3 separate regions of the Homo sapiens genome follow, and all the other regions are linked to region 2. A link is a loop called in an ENCODE intact Hi-C map of the cell type or tissue named here. Cell type or tissue: PC-9. All regions are shown on one strand. Each heading gives the region's core, and the rest is flanking DNA. Links, peaks and the distances in the headings are about the cores only. Region 1 overlaps ME3 (malic enzyme 3). Region 2 has its middle 57 kb from the start of PRSS23. Region 3 overlaps PRSS23-AS1 (PRSS23 antisense RNA 1).

The links. A loop is a pair of places that touch in the nucleus more often than their neighbours do. Peaks named below come from ENCODE experiments on the same cell type or tissue, not always from the same donor. Only the 100,000 strongest peaks of a DNase experiment are listed, where the experiment ranks them.
Region 1: a loop joins it to region 2, with 11 times the contacts of the local background. A loop is called at or near these places in 15 of 110 quality-filtered maps.
Region 3: a loop joins it to region 2, with 7 times the contacts of the local background. A loop is called at or near these places in 5 of 110 quality-filtered maps.

What each region holds. Positions count from the first base shown.
Region 1 is chr11:86,627,811-86,638,145 of GRCh38, forward strand. The region is part of intron 2 of ME3 (malic enzyme 3); the gene reads right to left. Among named protein-coding and RNA genes, the nearest start is that of ME3, 40 kb to the right of the region's middle. In PC-9, for the core only: a CTCF peak has its summit at 5,131; a DNase peak (open chromatin) is centred at 5,151; H3K27ac peaks cover 2,260 bases.
Region 2 is chr11:86,738,240-86,748,574 of GRCh38, forward strand. No RefSeq gene overlaps it. Among named protein-coding and RNA genes, the nearest start is that of PRSS23, 57 kb to the right of the region's middle. RefSeq lists enhancers at 2,204-2,818, 2,388-2,682, 2,819-3,432. In PC-9, for the core only: no CTCF peak of the experiment used is centred there; DNase peaks (open chromatin) are centred at 2,542, 2,962, 3,792, 5,552 and 1 weaker place; H3K4me3 peaks cover 1,014 bases; H3K27ac peaks cover 5,555 bases.
Region 3 is chr11:86,913,596-86,923,930 of GRCh38, forward strand. It overlaps PRSS23-AS1 (PRSS23 antisense RNA 1), which reads right to left. Exons shown (of 4, transcript NR_187135.1): 2 at 7,641-8,503. It also overlaps a transcript of PRSS23 not described here. Among named protein-coding and RNA genes, the nearest start is that of PRSS23-AS1, 20 kb to the right of the region's middle. In PC-9, for the core only: CTCF peaks have their summits at 6,195 (motif pointing left) and 6,396; DNase peaks (open chromatin) are centred at 2,451, 2,906 and 6,146; H3K27ac peaks cover 2,885 bases.

The DNA.
Region 1 (10,335 bases), core at 1,216-9,215, 110 kb before region 2:
GAATGTGGGGCAAGAGGCCTATGGGCTTGCAAGGAAAGGGTGGCTTCAGTTAACACCACGCATAAGCAATTCCCAGTTTCAGATGAGAAAGCAGAATGGCTTCTGGAATCAATTAAGATGAAAATATCACCCTTTCCAGGATGTCTATGCTTCCAGCTAAAGTCCCCCCACCCTCCATGTCCAGTCACCATGTGTGCGGTACTGTGCTACGCAGCCTGAGAGACAGCAAAGAACAGCAACAGGTCCTGCCCTCTGGTGCAGATGATTCAATGGGGAAGATGGTAGACATCTTTTGGGTGCTGGCATCTCAAACTGAGAGAACTTATAATCTATCTGGAGAGTTAAGATTTAAGTTCATAAAATAATTACATGCCAGTATGTAGGAGTCAATCCTTTGGCTCGCTCTGTGAATAACAGTCAGTGTGGTGTGTGGCTGCCAGCCTTGGCTGAGCTCCCTTGCCTGCCGCCATCTCCAGCCTCCTCCCAATACTTCGGGAGCCACTGGAGCCTGTTCTGGGCCCTGGTCCTGGGGCAGCAGATATTTAAACAGCTCCAGCTTCCCCTTCTAAGATGCTATTTCTGTCTTTCCTAAGCAGTTGTTCTTAGTTTTGGCTGCATATTCGTGTTACTTGGGGAGCTTTTAAAAATTCTGACGCCTAGGCCATAATCTAGACCGATTTGTTCAGAATCTCTGGAGGTGAGACAGTCATTAGTATTTTTTTAAATTTCTCAAATGACTGTAAAGTGCAGTCAAAGCTGAGAATCAGTGTCCTACAGTGGCTCTGTCCTCATAGACTATTTGATACTAAGGTCTATTTTCTGATCTAGACATCAGTCTTACCTGGAAGCCCTTAATGTTTCTGTTCACCTGCCTAGGAACTCAGCTCCTTTCTAGGTAATGGGTTAGGTAACCACGTCAGAAAATGGAAATACAGACTTTAGATTCATGCAGACCGCAGTTGCAACTCCTGCACTGGGTAGGCCTTGACTCAATTATGGGGCCTGTGAGCCTCAGTTTTATAGTCCTCATTACAGAAAAGTCTATGAGGAAGGAGAAACGTTACATGGAGAGAAACGTCTAAATCTAGTATTGACAAGCAAGGGATGGAAAAATCAAAGATAAAGAAAGTGCTGTGCTTGTCATCTGATTCTCCCAAAGCATAGAACCAGTCCGCTCTTCTTCCTCACAGTCTTGCATTAACAATTCCAATTAAACAGGGTCTGCAAAGAGAGGCCTGGGAGCTACATGCGTGCCCCTTGTTCCTGCAAAACCTAACTGGTGATACAGTGAATTCAATGGGTCTGACTGATGGTTTGTCTTTTGGGGAAAGAAAACCCAGGCCTGGAAACTGGAGCCCTGCTATCTTTCTCACCAGGTCATGAGAATGTCTAGCATCTCGAGTTCATGTCCCTGAACTTGTATTCCTTCGTCATAACATTCAGAGCAGCTGGACTATTCCCAGAGGCATGGCTTTGTCTGTGAGGTTTCAAAACACATTTCGAGAGAAAGATGCAGGGCTCGTACTCATTTATTTGTTTTCTTAAAGAAGCCCTTAACTTAAAAAACCCGTTCTTAAAAACAGAGAAACAATCTCTTTTGCTGAAGAAAGGAGGTTAACTAAATGTGTTTTGGTTTAGACCCTCCCCCTCCCCCGTGGGTAAAGGACACATTTCCTCCCACCAGGAACTAGTATACTTATACTGGTTACAACTCCCTTCATCACTTGGAGCCTGAGACACTGTATGAAGATAAAACTACTTGAAGTTTTACTCTCAGAGAAAACATATCAGCCAGTCTACACTGTCCTCCAATATTAAAGTCAGCTCTTACTGTCTTGGGTATCTTCTGTGTCTTGGTGTCCCATTGTTTGTTTCCAGAGTTCAAGAGTAGTCCTGAGGACACAAGCCAGGAGTATTTGAGGCTTTGAGCAAAGCAGCCATTCTTATCTAATGAGGCAGCTTACAGAACTTACCCTGCTAGCTGGGCTTACTACTACCCACCCGCTGCTGCCAGGCACCTCACTAGCAGCTTAGATGGCTGAGAACTTGTGATTGAAATTGGATGTAAATAACAGTCTAAATGTGCACTGTTGAGGTTTAATTCTGCTATACCTGCACCATGACAATGAGGTGGTATGAAGCATGCAGAAGAGGAAACTGAGTCTGAATAATGCCTACACAAGCACTTGTTTCAGAACTCTAGACCTGGAGGAACTTCAGAGGTTCTGCAGTGATTTACTTGCCACCAATAATAGAGATCTACATCCCCTATTGAATAGAGATCATCATCCCCTGATGAACCTTTTGTTGTTTTGATCTATTTTACATACAGTGTATCCCCCCAAAAATGTTCTTTTGAAGAAGAGAGTTCAAGGTCATGCTAATAACATATGAGCTAAAGGTTTGAGTTACCTCTGTTATCAATAAAGGGAAAAAGCAAGCAGCAGAAGCATGGATTTCTGGTCATGAGGCCCTGACTGACAGCGCTTGGTTGAAGTATTTTCCAAATGCAGCTGGACTTGGCAGGCTCCAACTCCAGTGACATATCTGGGGGCCTGAGCTGGACACCTGAGTGGGTTTGGTCTCCAGAGCCTCTCCTGTATCCTTCATGATGTTATGGATTGTGCTGTCTCTGGGTTTCCATGAAACAGAGCACCGGGAATGTGTTCCTGGCCTTTTCTTTGCTGCAGAGTTTAAACAGCCACAAGTGCTTTACACGCAAGCTTCCAAGCCCAAAAGCAACATTATAATTTTAGGTAAAAACCAAACCTCCTGCAGTGTTTGCCTCAAACAAGTCCAAATGCCAAGAGAAATCAAAAGGATGAAGCAGATTTGATCAAATCAGGCCTGTGGCCTGGAGACAACACACTCTTTGGCATCTTCTCGGAATACCAACACCCAGCGTCTCCTCAGAAGCTGTTGTTATTATTGAATGACCATGTTACTAAGTGTGAGTAGAACATTAGAAACCCGAGTCAGGACTTTCAAGGGCTGAGGCCAGTGCCTGTGCAGTGCCACACAGAGTATGCAGGCAGTGGGGAGGCAGTGAAAGTTTGAAAGGGAGCCACAGCTAATCAGGAGCCCCTGAGGAAACCTGGAAAGGAGCAGGGTGAGGGAGGGCAGGTGGTTAGATGGTGTTTGTGGAAGTCTCATTTCCGATGGAGGCGGCAGGGATGGCAGGAAGGACATAAATGGGGGAGGACTAGGATGGGAGGACCAACCGAGTCACAGATGAGCCCAGGTCTGGGGCCTGAGGCCCTGGGAAACAGGAGGTTGGAGGAACTGCTGGATTAGGGGAAGGATGCTATGTACCGAATTGCAGATGTTAGGTTGAACAAAATCCCTCTTAACAAGCAGTTACAAAATAGTGGTCATGGAGCTTGGCCTGAAGAGCTACAGCCAGTGAGTTCCAAAACTTGGACTGAACACAGGGATTTCCAATTCTGAAGCCCAGTGGTCACAGTCCCTGTGCTCTCCTGCCTCCCCCTTCTCTGCACATTAATGTCTTGGTGAGATGTAGCTCATTAGGAGGGATAGAAAAGTTACAGATCTAAGTTGGGATCTTCCAAATCTAAGGTCAGTCCACCTGCAAAACTGCCTGTAACTTATAGGCAGTGACAAGAATGTGAGAGAACTAGTGCCAAACTCATAAGAAAACCGTGGGCAATGAAGGGGTTTAGTGGTTCCCAAATCCAAACGCATATCAGAATCTCCTTGGTGAACTTAAAAAAAAAATTCCTTAGCTCCTTCTCAGACCTAATAGATCAGACTGTCTTGTTTATAAAAATCCTCAGGTAATTCTGATGCATCTGGAACCATGGGCATAATAAAGACAATTTGAGTGAAGCTTTAAAAATAACAGGCAATAATAATAACAGGCATGGCACATTGGAAGCCTACGGGCTGCCAGGCACTGTTCTGATAGTTATAAATTATTTTGAGATAGAGTTTTATTCTTGTCATCCAGGCTGGAGTGTAGTGGCACAATTTCAACTCACTGCAACCTCCGCCTCTCGGGTTCAAGCAATTCTCCTGCCTCAGCCTCCTGAATAGGAGGGATTACAGGCACCCACCATCATGACCGGCTAATTTTTGTATTTTTAGGAGAGAGAGGGTTTCATCATGTTGGCCAGGCTGGTCTCGAACTCCTGACCTCAGGTGATCCTCCTGCCTCAGCCTCCCAAAGGGCTGGGATTACAGGTGTGAGCCACCATGCCCAGCCAAATTATTTTATTTTACCTATATGAAGAAGACCACAGATGAAGAAACTGAGGCTTAAAGAGGCTAAGTACCTTGTCCATGGCCACATAGTTTCTGTGATTCCAACTCTGACCTGCCTGACTCCAACAGCATAGTGGTGTGGACTGGATACTTCCAAAAGTGATGTGTTCAAGGGCTGCTGGGTGCAAGAGAGTGCAGCCTGAGCAGAGGGCCTCTGGGAGAGCAGCTTCACAGGGGCCTCACAGTTTGTGGGGAAGTAGTGGGGAACTGCCTGATCCGAGAGCCTAAATAGGGGAGTGAAGAAGGGAGACAAAATGGCCAAGGGGGGTGGGGTAGAGCAGGCTCTGTAAGCCAGGTATCTTGGACTCGCTTCCCTGTGCCTGCTTCTGCCTGTTCCTCACACTACAGCCAAGAAGTTGTATTCTTTTACTTTAGCAGGGTTTCCTGAAAAGAACATGGACTTGGGAATTAGTCCTCAGGATTCTAGTCCTGACTGTATTGCTGAAGACCCTGCCTCCCTCAGACATTAGTCTCTATGTCTGCAAAATGAGGAATGGCCCTGGACATCATCCTCAGGCCCCTCCAGTACTGCATACACTGATTCTCTGGCCATATGTTGGAGAACCTGCCACATGTGTGACAGCCTGCGCTGTGAAGGAGGGGACAGAGGAGGCCACAGGGGCAGAACTGCACTCCAGAGACCTTGGGTGGGCCCAGGTGCAGTGAGTGATACTGAAGGCCAGTGGTTTCCTTCAGGGCAACCCAGGTGCTCTGCAGTCACACGAATCTCTCCTGGGCACTGGTCCTCCATGGGAGCCCCAGGCCCTGGGGCAGGGCTATATGGACAGGAAACACAACGGTGAGGAAGGGCTTTCAGAATCCACATCCTTCAGTCCTCATGCATGAGTCAGCCACCACAGCTGGATGGCAGCACTTAGTCACTCTCCGCCTGAGCACTGCACGGCCCCTGTGCCCAGGGACACAGAGTCAGGATGTTGAGGGTTCCCACAGAAAACTGCTGTGAGTCCGATATGCATGTCAGTAATGACCACTGAGTCACCATCCAGCATTGTGTGGCCAGGCTGAGGATTTGGTTGCTTATTCTCTGGTCACAGAAACTCATCTCTGTAAAGTCCAAGGCCACATTACAGTCTCCAAGCAGCTCATTGACCCACAAGAGAGATGTGACCAAGGACATAAGCACAGTGACAGACTGACATTTAGTCACTTACTATTTGCTAGGTACTTTCCTGGGCTTTGTGTGTTTTGATTTATTAACTCTCATACAGCCACATGAGGGGTGCTATTATTAACCCTATTTTGTAGATCAGGAAACTGAGCACAACATGCTTACATAATTGGTCCAAGGTGCCACAGTCTGGGGAGGCAAAGTCAGAATCTGAACCCAGGTAATGCTGGTTCTAGAGCCCGTGCTGTTAAATGCCACATTCCACTGAGCACATTAAAATAGCTGGAAAGTAAGGGCATGGAGGAGAAATGTAATAAGAGAAATGAAAAGGTGCTAGACAGGACGCTTAGGGACATTGAGACTTGATTGGTATGAGAAGGGTGGTTGTGAGGGAGAGGAAGGTACTCTCATGGGTGTCTTGGCTGCAAATCCAGGTTGCTCTCAAACCCAAATGCATGCTGTTCTATAGGCCAGAGGGCAACAGAGGACCGTGCTAGAGGGGCCCGGAAGAGGAGAGGAGTCTGTCCATCAGATGCAATCATGAAGGACTTCACAGACAGAAGCATCTACCATGGGCCTCATGGGGTCATTTGGGGAGGTTACATGTCCACCATCTAGAGGGGAAACCTGGGCTCAACGCAGTTAAATGACAGGCCCACCATCAGTGGCAGAGCTGAGATGAGAGTAGGGCCACTGGCTCACAGCCCCATGCTGATTCTGCCATGACGGTGCCTTTGGAGTCCAGATAGGAGGAAAGAAAAGGAACCAGAATTTCCTTCCTGCACTTATTCTCCCTTAACCTTGATATGTTCCATTAATTGAGTCCCCAAATCCCTCCCAAAATACACCCCTCTCCTTCCATTCCTACAAACAGCCATTTTGGGCATGAGGAAGGGAAGGAGGAAGAAAAAAAGGAGAAGGAAGAGTAGAGGGAGGAGAGATTGGGAAACCTGAGAGGGGTGTTCAGGGATGCCTCCATCTGGTCAGTCAGAAGTGGGGGCCCTGATTTAAATCCCCCTCCCAAATGAACTGGGTTGTATGGAGCCAGAGCTTGGGTTCATGTCTCTACATGGGTACCACAGTCATCCCCACCAGGACTGTCTTCTCCTTAGACTGCTATGATGTTCCCAACCTCCCTCCTGACATCCTGGTTGTGAGTAGCATGTCAGCTAATGGTCAGCATGCCCGTGGGACAGCTTTTTAAACTCTAGACTTCCCAGTTTTCTTAGCTCATAATCAGATCATGAGACTGTCTTTCTTACTGTCGCTCAGCTTACCTGTGTCTCAGCAAAGTCGTGGACTTTGGTTTGAAATAAATTATCATGCTGCCAAAAGAAAATTATCCAAAAAACAAAGAATGACTGGTAGCATTTTAGTCCCATACCTGGGGTATTGTCTACTATGCATGAAGGCTCAAGTTAGAGACAGGATCACATTCACATGCTAGTAAATGGTTCTGGGTCTTTTGTGTTTTTTTTTGTTTGTTTTGTGTTTCATTCTGAAAATAAAACATCATAGATAGCAGCTGGTTTGTCCATTGTCTTCTTTCTTGGAAATCTTATGGAAGGTTCCTTTGAACACTATCCTTGGCTTCTCTGTTAGGACAAACTGAAACTGTGATTGATAACAAACCATAGAAGTTAATTTAAACAGGATTATCCATTTTAATTGACTTGTAATCGTGAGAATAACAACAACAACAACAAAAAACCCAGAACCTCTAAATGGTAATTCTTGAGGGGTGAAATTGTATCTTTGCTCCGTTCTGGATGTTACCAGGCACCGTTAAAAAATTAGGAACAGGCTAGACACGCTGGTTCACACCTGTAATCCCAGAACTTTGGGAGGCCAAGGCAGATGGACCGTTTGAGCCCAGGAGTTCCAGACCAGCCTGGGCAACATGATGAAATCCCTACAAAAATTAGCCAGGCGTGGTAGTGCACACCTGTAGTCACAGCTACTCAGGAGGCTGAAGTGGGAGGATCACTTGAGCCTTGGCCCTGTAAGAAGAGGATTGGGTGATTGGCTCTATAAGAACAGGGAGGGACATCAAAGCTTTCTCTCTCCACCTGCATACACTGAGGAAGGGCCACGTGAGGACGCCGTGAGAATGTGGCTGTCTGCAAGCCAGGGAGAGGGCCCTCACCAGAAACCATGATGGTACCCCAATCCTAGACTTCCAGCCTCCAGAACTGTGAGAATAAGCCACACAGTCTATGGTATTTTGTTATGATAGCCTGCTGTGGTTTGAATGTGTCCTCCAAATTTCATGTATTGGAAACTAACTTACTCTCCATTGTAATGGTATTAAGAGGTGGGACCATTAAGAGATGATGAGAGCCCTCAAGAATAGATTAAAGCCATTATCTTGGGTGTGGGTTAGTTATCTCAGGAGTAGGTTTCTAAAAAAAGGATGAGTTCTACTTTATTTCCTGTCTCTGTCTTGCAGGCTTGCTGTTGCCAGATTCCAGAACCATGTTCTTGGACTTCCCAGCTCCAGAGCTGTGAGGAAATAACTTTTTTTCCTTTCTAAATTACCTGGTCTGTGATATTCTGTTACAGCAGCAACAAATGGACTAACACAGCCTATGTCATTTCCCAGAACAACTCAGTGATGTTGATACTCATCTTGCAGACAAGGAAACAGACTTAGGGAAGTTGAGAGATAAGCACAGTCTGGTCAAATGGCAGAGCCAGAACTGGACTCCTGGTCTTTTGGCTTGATAATTTCTTTCCCTAGTTCTTCTGGGGCTGCTTTGTTTAACCTAGTCCCCGTATCCTGGGAAGCTTTGGGCTAAAGCTCACACATTTTCAGGTAGAGATGGTAGAGATCATTTACCAGCCTACAAGGGTCCTAGAAAGAAACCTGGGTGCTATGGAAGCCTGAAGCTTCTGAGGGGTTGTAGGAATTGGAGGCAATTCAGTGTAGTGGTAAATGTGTTGGGGGCAGGGCGGGGTATGTCTGGTTTGAGACTTTCTGGGTTAAATCCTCTGTGAGAGCTTAGGGATGCCTATTACATTCTCTGAACCCAGTTTTTCTTTCTTTTTTTTTTTGTTTGTTTGTTTTAATCTATATGAGACTAACTAAGGTATTTGCCCCTTGGAGCTTTTATAGTCTTTAAAATGAGATAATGTCTGTGAAATGCTTTTAGGACACTGCCTGGCATAAACACTCATGAAGAGAGGGAGTGAGGTCATGGCCAGGACTGAAGAGTAGTGGCTGAGCACTGCCCAACCACTGCAACCAACACTGGTTCAGGAGAAGCATCCCTTGGTGCACCTCCAGAGTGACAACATTCCCTATGCCCAGACACACATGACAGCCTGCAGGGCATGCATAGCCCTCATTCCTGACTTACTCCTCTAACAACCTGGTGATGTTTCAGATGGAGAAAGTGAGATCTGGAGAGGACAAAGCAGTCCAGTAGAACATGCACAAGTTTTGGAATCGGAGCTGCATTTGTACTCTGGCTTTTCTATTTGCTGTGTGTGATCTTGAACAAGTTACTTAACTTCTCAAATCCTCAGTTTCTTCATCCTGAAAATACAGAGTTGATAAATGATTATCTAAAAGGGTGTTATGGGAATTAAATGAGCAAGATACATGAAGGTGTTCCTAAGAAGGTTAGTTTCTGTTTCTCCTTAAGTGCTTTGCTTATAGTTACACAGCAGCTGGTAAGTAGCAGAGTAGGGTCTAAAAGCTAAGCTTTAGGATGCTGTGAGGCCAGAGGAGTAGAATTACAGAGAAAGTGAGAAGCCAAAGATCTGGACAAGTGCGTTAAGAATCTGTTTGCCTGCCATCATTCTTGAATCAATGTAAAAAGTAAAAGAAGCAAAAAATGGCGAAAAAAATGAGCAAATCAGTAATGGTGCCTGTATCCAGAATCCCCAATTGGTTTCAAGACTAACAGTGTGTGGGTCTTATACGTAACTAATATCTATACACGTACATTCAGGGAGTCTCCATTAACTCATTCAGTTAACAAATACTATGAAGCATCTGCCATGTGTGTGAAGCACCAAGCCAGGCTCTTAGGGTTACAAAAACTGACAGAACAATCACGGTCCTTGGGAGATCCTATTATAGTACTGAAGGTAATACGTAAACAACAACAACAACAAGAAGCACAAAAAAAAAAAAAAAAGCAAAACTCATTACAGCAGTGTGATAAGTGCCATGGCAGTGGAATAAACACCCAGACACAATGAGAAAGCCCATATTTGGTCTAGAGCTGTCAGGGAAGATTTCCATGGGAAGTGATGTTAGAGCCAGCAGGGCTAAGAGAAGCAAGGGAGTAGGCAGCACAAAGATGTGGAACAAGAGAGCCTGGTGTGCACTTAGGAGCAGTGAGTCTTGTGTAGCACGCACAGCACAGACTAGGGAGTAGGGATGATGAGGCTCGATTGAGACACCCCTCGAGAAGGGCCTTGTGCGTTGTGCTAAGGAGTTTAACTTTGTGCTGTAGGTGGGAGGAAGCACAGGAAACTTTTTAAGAAGGGGAGTTCATGTATTACCAATTTCATCTGGTAGAGGTTGATGAAGAAGTTGAACTGGGAGTAGGAGAAATTGGAGATAAGGAAAATGGAGATACGGAGACCATAGAAATGTCCAGATGACATCCTGAACTCTGCACACACAGAAAAATAGTCACTGATGATTACAGGGCACAGGCTTGATATGTAGAAATAATGTATCTATGAATTTGTGCAAATATATGAATATATATGTGCAGACATGCTCATGCATACACACACACACACACACACACACACACACACACACACATAAGGAAGCAGGTTCTGTCTTTACTATGGCACCTGGGTATGAAACTCACATGGCTCCCAGCTTCCCACAGGAGCCCCCCAGGCCTGGCTGTGCCTCCCCACATGCTGTCTTAGAAATGGTGTACCTCTGACTTTTCTGT
Region 2 (10,335 bases), core at 1,416-9,415:
ACAGCAAACATTTATTGAGTATTTGCCGTATACAAGGCATGGGTTGATTCTATACATATTTATTTGGTCTTCTCAACAACCTTGAAACCACCTTTGCAAACTTACAACAGTAAGAGAAATCTAAAATAGTTGTCTCCATCTTGCTTCTGACCTCCAACTTGTCCTTGGTCATTCCTGGGCATAGGCCAAGATAACCTTGGGTAGAATTTAGTTTATGGTTAACTGAAAAGCAAGGATGATAATAGTCCCTCCCTAAAATGAACTCTTTCCTTGCTCGGGGACTGAAAACTCCCTTTGTGGGGTTTTTATTTTATTTTATTTTATTTTCGAAAACTATCTTTGTAAACTAGAATAGGATTCTGGGAAGGGCCCGAATTCTGCTAAAGTGTTGGCATAGTTTCTATAATCCCTTACCGCTCAGGAGTCATGTGGCCAGAGGTTATAAAATTTGTGGCTTCCCTAATTGCTTCTATAGATAGTGTCACTATTGTAGAACCTAAAATTGATTTTTTGAGATATCTTTCAGACTGACCCCTCCTGGACTCTGACTCATGACTCAGCTAATCCTGTGGCTCTACCCAGAGGCAAACTCACTGCATGAGGACCATTTTCCACACCTCTACTCTTTCAACCCCAACCAATAAGCAGCACCCATTTCCCAGCCCCCTACCCACCAACTTGTGCATAAAACCCCTAAGCTCTGAGCCTTCAAGGAGACTGAATTGAGTGAGAATTCCAGTTCTCCTGTATGGGCTGGCCTTGTGTCGATTAAACTCTTTCTCTACTGCAATGCCCCAACCTCAGTGAACAGATTTTGACTGTGCAGAGGGCAGGAAGAACCCAACAGGCAATTACAACCTTGTGAAGTTGGTATTATTTTACAGATGAGTAGGAACTTAAGGCTCAGAGAAGTAAGGAGCATTGACCAAAGTCACAGATCCTATAAATGGCAGAGCTGGAATCTGTGTCTCCATGGTCTAAACTTCCTCCATTCCCTACTGACACGCTGTGCCCTGGAGACCCTAACCCTACAGCCACAGTTGATTGGACATCTGACATAAACAGCTAATCCATGGGGAGAACTGGGATGTCTGTGACCAGAACCAAATATGAGATCGGGGCCAATTTTGTTCCTCTCTTACGATTTTAGAGTCTGGAAAAATCATAGCCAGTTAGCTATGAAGCCAAAGGTTAATGAGATGGACTCAATACAGGGGCAGCCATTCTGAGCCATGGGCAAACTACAGTGAGGAGCACTGCAGGCAGGAGAAAAGGGAAGACAAGGCACCAAGAGACAGAGGGTGAGAGGGATCGGAGACAGAGACACAGAGCCAAAGAGAATGGAGCCTAGAGCTAGCCACCTTGGCTCCTGACAGAGTCTTGATTTTAGGCCCAAGGGGTCCTGGCTGCACTATGGCACCTATCCTTGGCTTCCTGTGAGGTCTCCATATTCTTACAATGATTCTTTCCACCTAAGCTCATGTGAATGGGCCTCTGTAGCAACCCCCAAAATTCTGATTTCAACAGCCTGATGCAAGAGCCACCTTACCATCTGACTGCAGGCCCCCATCTTCATTTACAATAACAGCCATACCCACCATGTGTCCCAGGACAGTTGACAAGCCAGAGTTTCCATAGGTCTAGTTCCTCATCTCTGTTGCTTTGATTAACCTGCCACTGCCACCATCCCTGAATAGAGAATATGTCTTCAGCCTCCAGGCCACTCCCTACCAGTCCCACCTTTCCTCCTATGGCCTATCTCCAGGTCTCTTGCCTTCATGGGTGCAACAACCACCTTCTCAGGTCACCAGACTGCAGCTCAAGGGATACCAAGGAGCAGGTGTTCAGCCCTGAACATTGCCTTCCATTCTCATTCCTAGAGGTCCCCAAAAAATGACCCCCCTCCTCCAATACCCAGATGTGGGTTTTTAGGAATTAATCTGGACATATAATAAAGAAAAACAGAGACAGTCTAATAAAGAGATGTAGACATGAGCAGACCCTGGCTTCTTGTCTAGATTCTCATCCTGACTGGCTGTGTTAACCTCAGGCAAGTTGGCCGATATCTCTGAGTCTTGGATTTCTTACCTACAGTGACAGGGAGGGTGGATAACATGAGAATGAGGCTCCTTCCCACTCTGACATTCTAAGATCCAAATTTAAATACCAATCAGTTCGATTGGCATTTAGAGAAGAGGATCCTAGATTCTTTCTGAAACGTGTGCTTTATCATCACACCTGTTCAGGCAGCAAGTATCAGCAAAGCACCTATAGCAGTGCAGACTGGATATGGAAAAGGAACTAAATTATCACAGAAGATAACAGCACACTAACTGAAGGTTCAGAAAAAAAGGGAGGGGGGCTTCATGTCTAAGAGAAGAAGGAAGGTGTGGGCAACTGTATGAACAGCAGAGGTGCAAGGGCATGTGCATTGCTGAAACAGCAGATTTCTAAGCATGTATCACAGCAGGCTGGGCTTGCAGGCTTTATTTAGGTAAAACTCCCATTGAGCTTCAGCTCCCAGTGCCCAGTCTGACTCAGAGCTTCAGAATTTTGTCCTGCAGTGCGATGAGTCATGGTGATGAAATTTCAAGAGAAAAGGACATTTTTAAAATTAGCTGTAAGATAGCAACTGGCTGTGCTTTTGCTCTGTAAGTGCCTTTTCCAGGTTATTTGAATTCCTCCTTTTTCAAGGCAACTGGAATGGTTGGGAATGGAGGCCCTGGAATAGGCCTCTCGTTTGCCTGCCCTTGGCCACTCAGATTCCCAAAACTCCAGGGCCTCTCAGTGCTTGCTCTTTTCAAGGAAGCAAGCCAAGGACTGGGGCACTGACCCTCAGGCCTGGTCTGCCCTTCACTCTTCCGCCTGATATCTTGTGGTTCTAAGAGAATGGAGTCCTCACAGGCCCCCAAGGCTAAGGTTGGGCTGGGCTGGGTTGACCACCCCAGCTAGAAGTTCCACCATTGAACAAAGATGGAGTGTGAGAGTCTCTTCTTACCCAACCTAATTCCTCTGACTGCACAAGCCCACTTTGTGCCTTTTGACCGCGCCTCCTCTCAGGGCAGGAAATCAAAGCTGACACTGGCTTTGCAGTTGGAATATTTCCATCAGGAATGAGATGTAAATGAACAATTTCTCCACTGTTTCCTGTACAACAGAGGGTTCTGTTGAGATTGGACAGGCGTGGCTCAGTTCCCTTCTTTTATTTACCCTGATGGAGAGCGTGTTCTCAATGTTTCCATCCCTCCTCAGGGATGTGCTGTCTAATGAGTATAATTGGGATTCCCCTCAACAAATCCAAATATTCAAAGAGCTACCCAGGTCTTTAGGGAATGTGAATGGAACTACAAGCAGGAACTATGAGCCCAGCCCAGCTGGTGAGATTCAAGAAGCTTCAAAAGGCCTAAATATATCTCCCTTTTGCCAAGTTCTTCCTATCAATATGCATATATTCATTTAGTCTTTCATTTAACAAGAATTGATTGCATACCAACCATATGGCATCACTGAGCTGGATATAGAGAATATTAACATAAATAAAATACAGCTGCTGCCACAAAGAACACATCTTTCAGTATGGAAATAGTGGTAAGCAATCAGTTATAATGCAAGATGGAGTGCTATCATAGAAGTGTATACAAAATATGAGATGCAGAAAGAAGGAATGGAAAGGTAGGGATGTGATCAGGCTCTAAGAGAAAAGTAAAGATGTGTATTAGTAATTAGGTCAACAAACCAAGAAAAACAGACAAAACCTTTTCTGGTTTGTATAACCAGTATGTTGAACAAGCATGACTCATGGCATAATAATACACTGTTGACTTCTCCTGTCCTGGACCTCTCCTGCCCCACTCTCTCTCTCTCTGCTGTTTCAGATCCAACACAGTTAAAGCCATGGGCAGGAGAAGAGGTAAAGCAATAGTACAGATTTGACTTGAGTCTGGTCTTTGGCCAAGGGAAGCATCCCCTGGGTGAGCCAGAGCAGCACTCTTCTCATAGGGGCCATGCCATGGGTTGCTCCCAAGTCCCTTTGTGGGACCTCTGTCCTGCAGTCACCTTGACCCTGACAGATGTGTCGCCATTCCTGGAGCCACTTGAGGCATTGAGGAGCAGCACATTTCCAATCTTCCTGCGAAAATCCCTTCACTTCTCTCACAGGCACTTTCAGAGAAGATCTAAGATGGCCCACAGAACGGTTCTCTTTCTGGTGTGTCCCACATCTAGTGCATAGGAAATGACCTTGAACAACTCTGGGAATGCATTCCAAACCCACCCAGCACACCTCCTGGTTCCTGAACCTAGACAGCAAGTTACTCCTCTCTCATCCTCTGCCCACAGCGGGCAGGAGCCAGGACCCAGTCATGGTCTGCTCTCCCAGACATTACTCAGGACTAGTTCTCTATGGTCCCTCGTGCAAGAAATATCTTTTCACGTTCTCCTGCAGCACCTCCATGCCTCCCTCTAAGGGAGAGGGCTGTAACAGCTCTCTCCAAAGGAATCTCTTCTCTAATTCTCTCTCCAAGCTGGTCCCTCTGACCCTTTCCTCTACTCTTGACCTGGCTGAGGGCCAAGACTGAAGGTACATGAGCCCTTTTCTTGAAAATCCACATCTTGGGGATATGTTGTCATGCTCATTTTTTTAATCTTGATATTGATCATATTTGGTATGTCAGGTGAACTAATGGCAAGAAGTAGCCCATTCCAAACATCTTATGTCCCATCGCTGAAACAACCCATACTGGGAATGGTGTCTCCCAGGATGCTCACCTGAGCTGTGTTCTGTTTGTAAGTAGGCAGAGGATGGAGACCTCTTGAAGACCTAATTGTTCCCAAGATATAGTCTATGCTCCCCATCACATAAACTTCTGAGCTCCTTGGTCAAATCCGAAATGAATTTTTCATACCAGAGTTTACCCAGAGGACTGTGGGGGTGGGGTTGTGACCTGGATGGAGGACCGGAAGCTGTCCCAGTTTACTCAGTGTAGCTCGGAAAGGACAGGTTTGAAGTGAATCCATGTTTCTTCACACAGATAATTTTTTCCTCTTCAGAGTACTGGTCCACTCTGACAGCCCGTTGCCACAGAGCACCACCCACAGAGCAGAGGATCCACACTCAGTATTACATAGCATCAGCAGAAACAGAGGCTGACCCCCTTGGTGAGGCCACTTCAGTTTCCTTGTTCTTGGGCCACCCATGAGCACCTCTGACAGTTTAAAAGATACTCTTACAAGCCAAAGGAGAGAAGTATAGCCCAGGATTCCCAGGATTCCCTGGGAGCCCAACAGTCAAACTCTGAGCCCTGCGTAGGCTGTGAAAACTGAGTCACAGGTTGGTGACTCACTGGCTTGAGACCACACCATGAGTCAGGCAAAAAAGGCTGGGGACAAACTTTTATAATCTAATTTCTCCAGACTGCCTCTAGAGAACCACCCTTGAAAAAGAGCAGGCTCTGGGGTAAATGGCTGGGAAGACTTGTTGAGACACCAAACCGCGCATCAGAGAATAAAGACATACCTTGGCTTGTTGCATGTCTCACCTCACTGACAGCTTGCGGTTGTGTGCAATAGATTCTAATGTTGTTTTGTAATTTCTAACCCCACTTACTGGTAACAAATTCATCAATCACTTCAGATCTGCTGGCTGCCCTTAGTGACTCAGTGTCATTCATTATCCCCTAGCAACTGCTTATGCTTCAGTGTTTATGAAACCCTGGTGCAGAAAGGCTGTCTGGGGACAGGGGAGGTGACATAGAGCAGTGATTAAGGTCACAGGCTTGGTTATTACACAAACCTGGATTTAAATTCCGGTGTCACATTTGATAGGATCTTAGGCAAGTCACTTGCTTCATTTTTTCCATTATTAAAACAGAAATAACAGTGCACTTGAAGAGTTGCATGGAGGAATAAATGAAATCCTGTTCATAAATAGCCTGGAATATAGGATATGCTTTATAATTGATTAAATATTATATTATTCATTAAGGATTTATTTCCATTAATGACTGCTCTTCCTCACAATTTTGCTAATTGTTTACAATGTTAAATAATCATTTATTGGGGTACAAAAAAATTAAGTTTTTGCCAATATACAAAAAAATCAAACAGCAGCAGAGATCTAAACTACCATCAGCACACATAGCCCTTAAGAGAAGGACTGGCCGGGTGCGGTGGCTCACGCCTGTAATCCCAGCACTTTGGGAGGCCGAGGTGGGTGGATCACGAGGTCAGGAGATTGAGACCATCCTGGCTAATATGGTGAAACCCCATCTCTACTAAAATACAAAAAAATTAACCGGGCGTGGTGGTGGGTGCCTGTAGTCCCAGCTACTTGGGAGGCTGAGGCAGGAGAATGGTGTGAACCTGGGAGGCGGAGCTTGCAGTGAGCTGAGACCGCGCCACTGCTCTCCAGCCTGGGCGACAGAGCAAGACTCCATCTCAAAGAAAAAAAAAAAAAGAAAGAGAAAGAAGGACTACAGTTGGTCCATTTTGCATCTTTGGGCATGACACAAAGTGCTCAAAAAGTGGTTATAAATAAATAAAAGGCTAAATGGTGAGTATTTCCACACTAAACAGTTTTGGAGTTTGTGTCATCCACATTTGAGCACTTTCATTCATCAAGTAAGAAACTTCAGCACATCTCTGCATTAGACATTATGTGAAACACAACCTAGCCATCCTCCACACACAAAACAGTATAAACACAAGCACACTCCAGGGTGTGGAGGGGTTTCAAGGCCACAAAGTGATACTTAGGCTTAGGATGGTCCTGAAAAACATTTTTGAGACAGAATTGGTATTTGAGTCTGTTTGGGCTGCTATAACAAAAACATCAGAAACTGGATGGCTTATGAACAACAGAAATTTATTCCTCACAGCTCCAGAGGTTGGGAAGTCCAAGATCAAGAAACCAGCAGATTTGGTGTCTGGTGAGGGCCTGTATTCTTGTTCATAGATGATGCCTCTTTCTGTGACCACACATGTGGAAGCAGTAAATGAGCTCCCTCAAGGCTCTTTCCTAAGGGTATGAGTCCCATTCATGAGGGCTCTGCCCTGTAACCTAGTCACTTCCCAAAGGCCCCGCCACCTGGCACCATCACTTGGTGAATAGGTTTCAACCTACAGATTTGAGGGGGACACAGCATTCAGAAAATAGCAATTCAGAACTGGGACTGGAGAGAATAGGCAGGATGAGGTGGGACATCAGGAAGCAGGAGAAGCTCTGGCAAGGGCTGGGAGAGACAGAAAATGCTGAACATATAGAGATCAGTGAGGTAGTGGCCCGGCCAGCCTGATCTGGGGCATTTGTGAGAGACGAGGGTGAATAGTAAAAGCCTTGGAGGGAGAACACCTCACCCACTGGAGACAGTCTCTTGTGGTCTTCACCAGCTGGACCTCCCAGGTGAGAGTAGCTTGCTCTTCCTTTCGCTGTGGGGTGGAGACATAGGATAAAGGAGGTTCTATTGACCACATGTTTTATGACATTGGCCCAGTCACTTCCCTTCTCTGGAGCTTGAATTCCCTCAGCCATGGGATAAGTGGGTTGACCTGATCTCAGGTTCTACACTTCAGTATGCAGATGAATCACTGGGCGAGTGAACTAAAACAGATCCCTGGGCTTGACTGCTAGATACAGAATCCTAGACTTGGGTTGCATTTTACAATGCCCCCTGCCACCCCAACATGTAATTCTAGGAGGTAGAATTCTAGCACAAAGTTTCACAAACTTTTCCAATACGAGGATCAATTTTTTAAGTCAAAAAATTTCCAAAACCACCTCTATGTAAATGTAGATTAATTCTTATATTGGTTGTTTGAGAAAACACATAACCAAAAAAAAAAAAAAAGAGAGAAAACACATAACAGTTTAAAACGATCATGAATGCGATAACACTTTGTGTTGCGCTTATAGTTTATTAATCTCAGCAGGGGCACATATGTTTGAAAAATAGTATTCTATGCATGTGGAGTGGGCAGGATGTGCTATTTCTTCATAGTCTAGGTGATGTTTGGCATCCTCTGCATTGGAGTATTGTAATCCACAGACTCTGGGTATGTAGCTCACAATTTGGAAACACTGACCTAAATTAACTGTTAGTTTCCACCTCAAAACTAACCTTTGATTCTAATTAGAGGCCTATGACTAGTTGGCTAAGCACTGGTTCTTTTGCCTGTGTTTGAAATCTAATAAAAAAAAAATCTTGGCTGAGCAAGAACTGCTGCTTCAGGTAATATTGCCCCACCTCCCAAAAATAGTGGCACTGCTCCTTTCCCCACAGATTCATTGTCATCCCCTGATTTGCAAGAGGGCTGAGGAATCCACTAGGACAGGAAAAGGACTTAAATCTTTTTACCAGGGGGCTTAAATACAATGCATACGAACTGTCACTTAAGAGCCAGTTTTGCCAAAAGGGGCTATGAATTCTCCTGTAATTGAATCATCCATCAGAGAAACAGGGTCCAGCAGGCAGCCAGACCCAGTACAGGCCTGGAGGGGATCTGGAGTGTTTCCAGATCCACTCTGTTAGCTGATATTAGACCATGCCTGTCCCAGTCATGATGCACAGCTGTAAAAGGAATATATGTATGAACTTAAATAGGTCTTTTAGAAAACGTATTAACTCTGTGGCTGAAGCTATGAACCCCTCACTGAGCGTGACATGTAAGAAACTCACTCTCTTCATTAGAGTGGTAGCAGCATGCAGCCTCAGGCAGCAGCTGCTACACCTGGCAAGAAACCACCAGCACTGCTTCTTGGACACCTGAAAGCATCCCTGGGGCTTCTCAGAAATGTTTGGGATGAGTTTCTGTGAAAGACCAGTCTCCTACATTGACATAGGTGGAGGCTCAGTGCCCTAAAGATTCGAGTACTACGCTTAAATGTGATTGCCTTTGCAATGACTGAATTTTCAGACTATAGAAATGGAAAGTTGGAGACAATGTTCATCAGATAGATATTTATTGGCTGTTGCTTAGTTCTTTAGGTTTCTTTTACTGTAATGGTTGTTCAGTATAATGGTAACTGGTCTCAAAAACAAAAACCTGGTTCTCACCCAGCCATTAAGGCACCCACAACTGCAATCTCAGGGTGGTGGTAAGCATATCCATGTGAACCTTCTCTCCATCGAGCTCATGATCTCTGCGGTTGGCTTCTGGTTTCTCAGGGAATGGCTGGCATTTAGATTTACAGTTGTAGGAGAGACCCTGGGGAGTGACTGCAGTGGATTCCATTGGGCTCAGAGACATTCTTTCTTTTGCTCTGTCAACTGGGGTCCACCCAAGCTTTTGATGAGAGCAGCTTCAAAGTATGTGATGTGTCTGCACAGAGTATTCCCTTTTTTTTTTTTTTTTTTTTTTTTGAGACAGAGTCTCACTCTGTCACCCAGGCTGGAGTGCAGTGGTGCAATTTCAGCTCACTGAAACCTCTCCCTCCCAGGTTCAAGCAATTCTCCTGCCTCAACCTCCTGAGTAGCTGAGATTACAGGTGCCTGCCACCATGCCCAGCTGATTTTTGTATTTTCTGTAGAGACGGGGTTTCGCCATGTTGGCCAGGCTGGTCTCAAACTCCCAGGCTCAAAGCAATCCACTTGCTTCAGTCACCCAAAGTGCTGGGATTACAGGTGTGAGACACCAGGCCCAGCCCAGAGTATTTGGCCACAAAAATGTCAGGGAGGTGGTATGGAATTGTTAAAATAATGCAGGTTTTGGAACCTGAAAGATGTGACCTCTCTGAGCCTCCGTTCCATTGTCTGTAAAATGGACTCGAAAACCCCACCTTATAGGGTGGTTATGAGGTTAAGCAATAGTGTATGTAAGGTGACTGGCACAGTCATTGCGCAGGCAGTTTAGTGGTATTCAGATAACAGAGAGGTGGTATTCAGATACCAGAGAGGGAAGCTTATTTCAGAGACTACATCATGGGACTGTTTATACTTTTTCCTTCCCAGTGTGCCAAACACCATCCTGGGCACTTGGTTATAAAGATGCGCTAACTCACCTCCCCTTCCCCTTTCACAGCACAAGCTCAGGCCAGGAACAGTTTCCTTCCCAGTGGCATAGACTGCCAAGCGCTTACTGCTGTGGAGATGGGGGTCATTCTGGGTGCCTCTGACTTGGGTTGTGCTGGGAATGGAAGTCGGGTGGCCACAGGACGAAAACAACAGACTAGCCCAGGGCTGGAAAGCTGTCAACAGGAATGTGAAAACGAGATCTTGGTTGAATAGCTATGGCAAATATTCTTGGAACATTCTTCCTCTGTTCTTAGGGTGAGGAGGAGGAGATCTCACCCCAATTGTGGGGGTGGAAAAATCTGCTTTTCATTAGGGGTACACTGTGTGT
Region 3 (10,335 bases), core at 1,207-9,206, 180 kb after region 2:
AAGGTAATGAGAGTTCACAGAACAGCAGCAATCAAGTGCAATGAAAGTTTGTATTTGCAAGCTCCAGACTCTTAAATTCCAACTCTGCAGTAAAATAGCTAAAAACAGTCTGAACTAAAATATCAAGAGTTTTTGGATAGAGATGTAGGTTGTGGTGAGAGGGGAGGCAATGATCTTGAGTGGTATTTTCCTATGAAGTGTGAGAAGGGAAGTGGACCAGAGGTTGAACCCTGGAGAAGAGGCAGGGAGTGATAGGACAACAGGGTAGCTAAGAAAAGTCAGAGAAGCTGGAAACTGGTTGTGATGACACTGAGACTAGAAAGTTGTGGCCAGACCCGGTAGCTTATGCCTGTAATCCAAATGTTTTCGGAGGCTGAGGCGGGTGGATCACCTGAGGTCAGGAGTTTGAGACCGGCCTGACGAATGTGGTGAAACACCATCTCTACTAAAAAAAAAAAAAAAAAAACCTCAAAGATTAGCCAGACACAGACGTGGTGGCGTGTGCCTGTAGTCCCAGCTACTCAGGAGGCTGAAGCAGGAGAATTGCTTGAACCCAGGAGACAGAGGTTGCAGCAAGCCGAGATCGTGCCACTACACTCCAGCCTGGGTGACAGAGTGAGACTCCATCTCAAAAAACAAAAAACAACAAAAGAAAGAAAGTTGCAAAAGGAGTGTTACTGATTAATAACATTGAATGCCTCAAATTAATCAGGTAAGCTGAGGTCCAAAAAACTCCCATTGGATTTGCAATTGGAAAGTCACTGGTGACCTTTGTGAGAACAATTTCAGATGGTGGAAAAGGCACATTGGAGAGGGTTAAAAAGTGAATGGAAGGTGAGGAAGAGCACAGCATCCTATGTCATAGATGCCTTCAAAGCATTTCACTCGATTTCCCTTGTTCTTTTTCCACATAAAATTTCTACAAATTTCATAATCGTGTATCACACAATTTTCAAAAAATGTAATTAATCTATATTTTGTTTCAGTTTTTATGTGACTGTCTTTGAAAAAAGTACCATCTGATTGTTCTTTCAAAATAACAGAAATAAACAGTTGGAAAAAAGGATTATAATGTGGCAGAACCTTTTTTCCCCTTTTTAGTTGACATGTAATCATTGCACATATAAAAACTTTCAATAATTCTGATTTGAATGTGTTAAGTTTCAAAACATCTGAGTGGGTGTCAATTAAACTGTTCCAAGTCTGGAATTTAGAAGAGAGTTTTAAGCCTTATACATTTTTTAAAAGTTTAATATCCTGTTTAGAATGTACTGAGTTGCTGAGAGCATCTCAGATTTTGAAAAAGTTTCAGAATATAAATGGGAATACAAATGGGGCACAAATAACCACGAGGGCTTTAGTGAGTGTATCAGGATTCAGTTTTACAGCATAGAGACGTGATTAACCTCATAGCCTGCCTTTCTGGGAACAGCTGAGAAGGAAGGAGGACCAGAGCACATGGCACAGCAGTTGGGAACCATCAATCGCATCAGTCCAGCTGCCTGGGAACTTTAAAATGGAGAGCGTTTAATTGGAAAACCCGAATTTTACTAAGAGGCCAGGGGATTCATGGGAACATGAAAGGAGTGAGACTAGGATTAAGTTTTTTGAGCAAAGGAGAGTAGAAGAAAACTCTTACATCACAAGTAATGATGTTCTGGTAAGACAGAAAACTCAGGGTGGGTTAGGGAGCACCAGGCACACCCAGAGTGTGGCAATAGGTAGTGTTGGCTCAGGAGTTAAAGAGACTTAGGTGTAAAGCCTGGCTTTGAACTTGGGACAGTTTTTTATCCTCTTTGAATTCTAGTTCCTTCATTTATAAAACAGTAATAATACAGTAATAATGTCTACTCTGGAGGCTTATAAGGAAATGAGATAATGTAAGAAAAGAGGCCGGTGATGTCACTCAATAAGGCAAATATCTGCTTAGAGTCGTAATAATAATATATATTATATATATAAAACTAATATATAATGTATATAAGTAATATATATATAACATATAATTATATATAATACATATTTAGCCACTGTGCCTGGCTAAAGTGGTAATAATATAGTAACTGAAAGATAGAAAATTTAAATGTCCAACAATAGATTGACCAACTAAATTATAGAGCAACTGTATAATGAAATATTATATTTGTAATTATATTTGAAAGAGCATAATGGGTCAGGTGTGGTGGCTCATGCCTGTAATCCCAGCGCTTTGGGAGAGACTAAGGCAGGTGGATCACTTGAGGCCAGGAGTTCAAGACCAGCCTGCCCAACATGGTGAAACCCTGTCTCTACTAAAAAAATACAAAAAAGTTAGCCAGGCATGGTGGCACACACCTGTAATCCCAGCTACTCAGGAAGCTGAGGGACAAGAATTGCTTGAACTCAGGAAGCAGAGGTTACAGTGAGCCGAGATCACACCACTGCATTCCAGCCTGGGTGACAGAGCAGGACTCTGTCTCAAAACAAAACAAAACAAAACAAAGTGCATAATATATAAGGAAGTATTTGTCATATAAAGTTATATGACCAGACCAGAATAAATAATGCATACAAATATAATATTTAAAAAGAAAGTTTATACATCAAAATGTTAAAGTGATTGTAGTTTAGACTGAGAGATTTTGGTTTTCTTTTTACAAAAAAAACCCATAAACACGAATTTTGGTAGCTTTCTGAGTTTTCTATGATGAGAATTGCTTTTATAAGAATATGGAATTTTAATTGGAGATAATAAATAGTGAATGTTTTCATGTCACTGGTGTTACCCTTATCAGTGTATTGTTCTTATTTGCTGTTCCCCAAATCCACCTCTGGCTTTACCCCTGGGAAAATGGCAACAATCCAGCAGAAACCAAATCTGTGGACCTAGAGGAATTAAAAGGATTTTTCTTCATTTACTTTGGGTGGTTTTGTCTGGCTGGGTGTGCCTCATACTGACAGGAAGTGTGTGTCACCAGAAAAGAATTTAATTCTTTGCAGCAAAAAGATGGTTAGTGGAAAGAGAGAAAAACACTCATGAGTGCTTCTCACAGATTCGGCTTCATTGTGTCAAACTGGCTCCCCTTCCCAGTTGGACCCACCCAGAGAAGAGGTGCCCCCACTCAGAATCCACACTGTTCCAACAGACCAGGAATGTGTAGGGGCCTCCCAGTCCACCAAGAGGCCAGCTTGTTTGACCCCCGGTGTATAAACCTGGCTTTGCCTCTTGAAAGAGTAACCACCCCTCTCTGTGCCTCAGTTTCTCAACTGTAAAACTTATACGTCTGCCACCCCCACTAAAAAGTGAGTCCCTGTGAGCACAAGGACAGAGCTTTATACCTTTCTGTATCCGTACAGCTTAGCCCAGCACCGAGGCTCAGTTCATGTCCATTGAATAAAATGACAAAGTTGTTTTAAGTGGCTTTTTAAATGTGCCATCCAATGTTTGCAATTAAATTTGTGGAGCCGGGCGCGGTCGCTCACGCCTGTAATCCCAGCACTTTGGGAGGCCAAGGCGGGCAGATCACGTGAGGTCAGGAGTTCAAGACCAGCCTGACCAACATGGCAAAACCCCATCTCTACTAAAAATACAAAATGACCCAGGCGTGGTGGCACAAGCCTGTAATCCCAGCTACTCGGGAGACTGAGGTAGGAGAATCGCTTGAACCCGGGAGACGGAGGGTGCAGTGAGCTGAGATTGTGCCATTGCACTCCAGCCTGGGCGACAGAGTGAGACTCCGTCTCAATCAATCAATGAATTTGTGATCGTGGGCCTCTGGTGTAATATTTCTGGGGAAAAAAATTAAGGCAAACATAGGGAAATGTTAAGATCTGATAAGTCTGTATGGTAGACACATGAATGGATCTAACTAATATCCATATTAATCACTGATTTTCAGTTTCCTTGTCCACAAAATAATATCTACTTCATTGAGACTTTTGTGTCTTGAACAAGAAGTGTTAGGTCAAGTGCTTAGCACATTTGTGTCCTAACTCTTTTCTTGCAGCAAGAGGAATGAAAGGTAGCTCTCATTACTTGATTTTTTAATTCTAATGCTTAAAATCGGACTATCTGATTTGTAGGATCTGACCACAGTCATCCTGGCTATCATCCCACAGTGGCTGTGTCCCATAGTGACATAGATATTTCAATGGAGAAAAGATTGGACCACATTAGGGCAGATGATTGATCTCAGCCAATATCTCACCCAGTATTGGAAGCCTTCCACAGTAATGTATGAAAGTATAATTGATTGCCTATTCATTTACCAAACACCACATGCTGGGCATTGCACCAAGCACAGGAAATTAATAGATGCGAAGACCTAATTCCCTGGCCACAAAAAATTCACTGTGTAGTAGCAGAGACAGAGGCAGAAACAAATTATTTCAATAGAATTCAGTATATGCTAGATTATTAGCCCAAAGGAAGAAGTAAAACATTTACCCACACTTAGCAATCACATTTAGCTATTTCATTTTTAGTAATGAGGCCTATAGCTCTCACATACCTTTGAATTTTAGAAAATGTTAAGACGACTCTTTTTGCTGAAAATAAAAAGATATCACCTTCACAAAGGATGAGCTCATTTACGTAGGAAATAAAATAAAGCTATTGTGTCAGTATATACAGAAATGAATGTAAATGCAGAGATGAAGCTTGGGCAGGGAACACACCATTGCCAAAGTGCTTATTGGGAGAGAGGAGAAGGTAATAGGAGGGTGGTGAGAAGGTTGTTCCCTTGTTTCCCATATATTTCTGTATTATTTGAAGATTTTAAATCAAAGATGTATTCATATATTGTTTATGTTATAATTGCATTATTGTCTATGTACAGAAAGAAAGAAAGAAGTCTTCTCCCAGATATCCACATCTGCTTCAGATCTTTGTTCAAATGTCACTTTCTGAATATCCTATTTTTAAATTGCCACCTCACCACCATTAAAATCCCCATCCCCTTCTCTGTCTTCATAGCATTTACCACAATCTGACATCCTATATATTTTACTTTTTTACAAAATATTATTGTCTGTCTCTCCCAGACAATTAGAATGTAGGCTCTGTGAGAGCTGAGATTAGTGTGTGCCAGCTTTACAGCTGTAAACCCAGGGCCGAGGACATATACCAGGTGTTCCACAGGCCAACAGCCTGAATGTATACAGCATTATGCTAACAGCAGTTATTTCTGAATGGAGAGACTACAGATGTCTTTTATTTTCTTCATTCTGCTACTTGGTATCTGAATTTTTGTAATGAGCGCATATTAATTATATTACCTAAGAAAACAACAAAGCTCTTTGAATTTATTATTATTTTAATAACCTGGGAACTAAGAAAGAGGCTCCAGTAGAAGCCACCATGGAAGGAGTAAGGGCCTAGTGGGAGTCAGGCCAAAGAGCATAGGCGAAATCTCCTGAGATACTTGGTGGAGTAAAGTTAGTTGGAATTAAAAAACCAACTAACTTATGACTCCTCCACTGCCTCGCAGTTTCCAGACATCCGCAAAAATGCCTGGTGCACGGGTCACTGTTTCACAAAGGGTCTTCTGCCTCATAGCTTCCCATCCCCAAGCAGCGGGGCCCAGAAATTTGCCCACATCCTTCCATCCAGCAAATGTTTTTATCTGGGTCCTACTTAGGTTTCAGCCAATTCTTTGCTGAGCAACTTGGCTTCCTGTTTTCCTTGGGAACCAGACTCTTTTTAAGTTGGAGCCATAAAAAGAATGAAATCCTTTACCTGATACTTTTCTATTCGGGTATTCAAGCCTGCCACAGACGGAGGCCCTGTGGGCCACTCTCTCGTTGTGGGCACTGGCATCTTAGCCCAGCACTTTGAATAAGGCACATGTGAGAGTGAATGCTGCGCTTTTTTCATTCTTTTCTTCTCTCTCTCTTGTTTTTTTTCTGTTCTATTTCTAATTGAAAGCCATTGTCTTGAGTGAATGATTGTAGAGAAGGCTTACTCCTCATCTCAAAATGCCATCTCATAGGAGCAATGGGAGAAAGTGGTCCTGCCAGTCTGAAAGTTAAGAGACTTGGTTTCTCATAATTGTTCTGCCATTAAGTTGTTACGTGATCTTAGTCAAATCATGTTACCTCCCCGGGCCTCCGTTTCTTCATCTGCAAAATAAAGTTCTTTGCAGTGTTTCTCAAGTCCCTGCCCAAATCAGTGTTTGTTTAACTGAGGATGAACAGTGACACCTTGTGGTTCTCCTTGAGCCATGTCTTTGTTTTTTCTAGCCCAAGTTTAAGGGAGCCAAGGGTATCTTTGCCTGTTCCCCTGCCTGGCCCACCTACCCTAGCAGCTTCACTTAGCATGGCTCTAACCTGGTCTCCCCCTAGATTCAGAAAAGTGCATCCACCCTTTGTTCACCAGCTGCTTCCCAGCCTCAACTTGGCCAATGTTGCTAAAATCAAACTACAAGTAGACTGCAGACGCCAGCGTGAAGGCCTGTGCTTCTGTGGTGAGGTCTGCGGTTTGGTGTGAATGTGAGGGTATCAGCCCCAGGTGTTTTTTAGGGCTGCTAGTGCAGTCCCAGAGAGGGACCTGGGCAACAGCTCAAGGAGCAAGACTGAAGATTTTACTGTTTTCCAGCACTCCTACGAATTTGTAAAATTATCAGATTCCAAATTGTTCTATGCCATAGTTTTTCCATTCATAAAATAAGAAAAATCTGCCATAGCACTGCCTTCAAACTCAGTTAGTCTATTCATTCATTTACTTATTTGTTCTTCAAATATTTAATAAGCATCTTCCTGGTGCCAAGTTCTGAGCACCTACCTGTGCCAGTAGTCCGAACTTGAGAAGACACAGTCTCTACTTTTCAAGACCCTGTTCTTGTCTAATGAAGAAGAGAGAAGGAGGAAAAACTTCCATTGCCATGCAATAAGGTAAGCTTATGGCAGATAATGTGTACACATAATGGCATGGAAGCCTGGGGACAAACATCATACTAGGCCTGGGAAGAATGTTTGACAGAGAACAGGACACTTAAATACGGACGTTTACAGAATGGAGTTTGCCAGAGGAGACTCTTCAGGAAGAGAGAACAGAGTGGGAATAGGTACATAAACATGATCTATCTAGATGCCCTACCGTAAAATCAAAACACAAAACCCTACTGACTCAATTCCCTCCCCTTCCAGATATTACCCCATTTCTCTACTTCCCATTGTAGCCAAACTTTCCAAAAATTCATGTTCTGTCTTCATTTCCTCATGTTCAACCCACCCTGTCTTAGCTACCACCCCTCAGTAACGACCTAGCCTGGGTAGAAACAAATGTCAGCATGATACCATACTCAATGATCCTTCGTCACTGTTGTCATTGTCATCATTCCATGGCCTTACTTTCCCTCTCAGCGCCATTTGCTACAGTAAGAAACTTTCTTTCTTGAATTCTTGTTTCTCTTGGCTTCCATGACACCCACTCTCCTATTCATGCTCCAGGTTCACTGTCTGCTCCTTCCTGGTCTCCCTGTTCAGCTCCTCCTACTCCGTTCAACATTAAATGTCAATATTCTTTTCTTCTTTCTATCTAGGAAATCTCATTCATTCCCATGGTTTTAAATGTCATGTACCAGCTCCTAAATTTTGTATATCCAAACCTGACCTCTGAAATCCAGTCTTAGCAACTAGTGAGGTCTCAGCTTAAATATTACCTGAAGGTTGTGTGATCTTCCCTGACATTTGTCTTCTTATCTGCTTCTCGCTAGATTGAGAGCCCCACGCAGGCAGATTCATCCTTACTTTCTTCAAACTTGCATGTTTAATGATTAGAACAGTTCCCAGGATACTCAAAAATTATTTGTTAACTAATTTCTGAATGAAATATAAGTAAATATAAGTATTTAAAATAGAATAAATCTGTGATTTTGATTGTTTTTAAGAAATTATTCACTCAATCCAGTTCAAGTTCAGCCAGGCAAGCCTCACAAAGGAGCATATGCTTAATGTTTCAGGATGTGATCTAATTTTTAATTGTTTCTTGATACAAAGTATCACCTTTTTCTAGTGACTGTTTCTCCTCCTCCATCATCTACTCTTGCCCAGTGGGAGATTTCCCAGTGAAATCCCACCGATGATCTGAATCAGAACATTTCATTCTCCATGGTTATTTCAAGTTCACAGACTTTATTTGTGGCCCTTGTGGCAGTTGATACTTTTTCAGGAAATACTATAGTTGCAGCAGGCCCTGTTACAGCTTAGTGGATATTCATGTTGTGGATGCTTTTTTACCGAAACACACAGTAACCAAGTATCCAGGAGCGGGAGCTAGAGACACTGTGGTCCAGACCTGTGGAAAAGGGAACACCACTCCTGGCAAAGGGAAGCAACAGGCAGCACATTTTGTTCAAAGAAACAAGGTGAACCCTCTTGGAGTTAAACTTGAGGCTGACATCCATTTCAGCTTGAGGCTTCCAAGGCACAAAGCAGCTCCCAGTAGCTGAGAGGGATCAAGAAATAGAATATCCTCATCTTTCCTTTGTAGCAAGAGCCTTCAGAAAGGAGGACCACTGGTCACCTGGAATGGAAAGTTATTATTAAAATAAAGCTCCAGTCACATTATTCAGGAAACTTTGGGAATGTTTATAAATAGATAAAAATAATAATGGCCAAGGAACATTCCTCTCTCCAAATCTCCCTGAGACAATACTGACCAAGTTAAACATGCCTTGTTTCTGAGATTGAGTCCCAGGTCTACCTCTGATAAATCAGATGGACAATTACTTAACCACTCTCAACTTTTATTTCCTCCTCTTTAAAATGGGCAAAATGTGACCAGGTACAGTGGCTCTTGCCTGTAATCCCAGAACTTTGGGAGGCTGAGACGGGAGGACTGCTTGAGCCCAGGAGTTAGAGACCAACCTGGGCAACATAGCAAGACCCCATCTCTAAAAAAAATAAACAAATAAAAATAAAAATAAAATGGGCAAAATAATGTCCTCACACCATCACTATGAAGATTAAATGAGACAATACCTGTCAAGTGCAGATACAATACCTGGGACACAGTAGTAGCTCAGTAAAAATAAATACTTTCCATCCCTTGATATCTAAGCAGAAGAAAATGCCCTAAAGATATAGATATTCTCTAGAGAATTTTTTTCTACATTTGCTCAAACATATGAATAAATAATACAGCAGCCTAGACAGGAAGGGACACCCAGCATTGAATTATAATTTGTGCTTTCCAGAGCTGTCTGCCTATTACCCTGGTATGTTTGTTCACCTTCATATTCCTGCATCTAACAGACTTCCTGGCATATAACAGGTGCACAAAATGTTTGCTGGCTTGAATTAAACTACACCTGCACTGTAGGTCCTACCCTCATATGACTATTAAGCACTTGAAATGTGGTTAGTCTGAATTGATTGTGCTGTGAATGCAAAACACACAGCAGGTTTTGAAAATTTAGTAGCCCTTTTTTGGGGCTACTAAATGTAAAATATTTCATTATTAATTTTTATATCCATTACATGTTAAAATGATATATCACATACATCGGGTTCAATAATATATGTTAAAATTAATTTCACCTGTTCCTGTCTACTTTTTTTTTTTTTTTTTGAGACGGGGTCTCTGTCGCCCAGGCTGGAGTGCAATGGTGTGATCATTGCTCACTGCAACCTCGAACTCCTGGGCTCAAGTGAGCCTTCCACCTCTGCCTCTCAAAAAACTGGAACTACAAGCACACATTAACACACCCAGCTAATTTTTTAAAATATTTTTGTAGAGATGGGGTCTTGCCGTGTTGCCTAGGGTGGTCTCGAACTCAAGTGATCCTCCCACCTAAGCCTCCCAAATTGCTGGGATTACCAGCATAAACCACCTTCTATTTCTTTAATGTGATTACTAGAAAATTTTAAATTACATGTATGGCTTATACATTATATTTCTAATGGACAAAGCAGAACTAGACTATAGGCCACCAATTGGCTGAAAGGTCATTGAATATGTATATCTCAGACTTTTTCTCTGGACCTCCTCTCTTGTTAAAGTTATACAAGCTCTACAAGGCATTTTCTAGTTCCAGTATTCTATGATCATATGAACTTTAGACTACAGTTTCTTATGTAAGAAAACTGATTAAGTTGCTAGTCTGGGCCAAACACTTTTGTACACACTGTTATTTAGTCTGTATAACACACTTAAGAGGGAAGAATGACCCTCCTCATTTAATAAGTGTAAAAAGAAGACCCACAGAAGTTAAGAAACTTGGCTAATGTCACCTGGCTTGTAAGTGACAGAACTGGCCTGGAATCTTTTCCCGTTTTCTCCAGTTCTTTGTAAGAATTCCCAACAGAAAACACGATTCAAGAGTCAATGTGGGTGCTTTGGCTTGGTTATTCCCT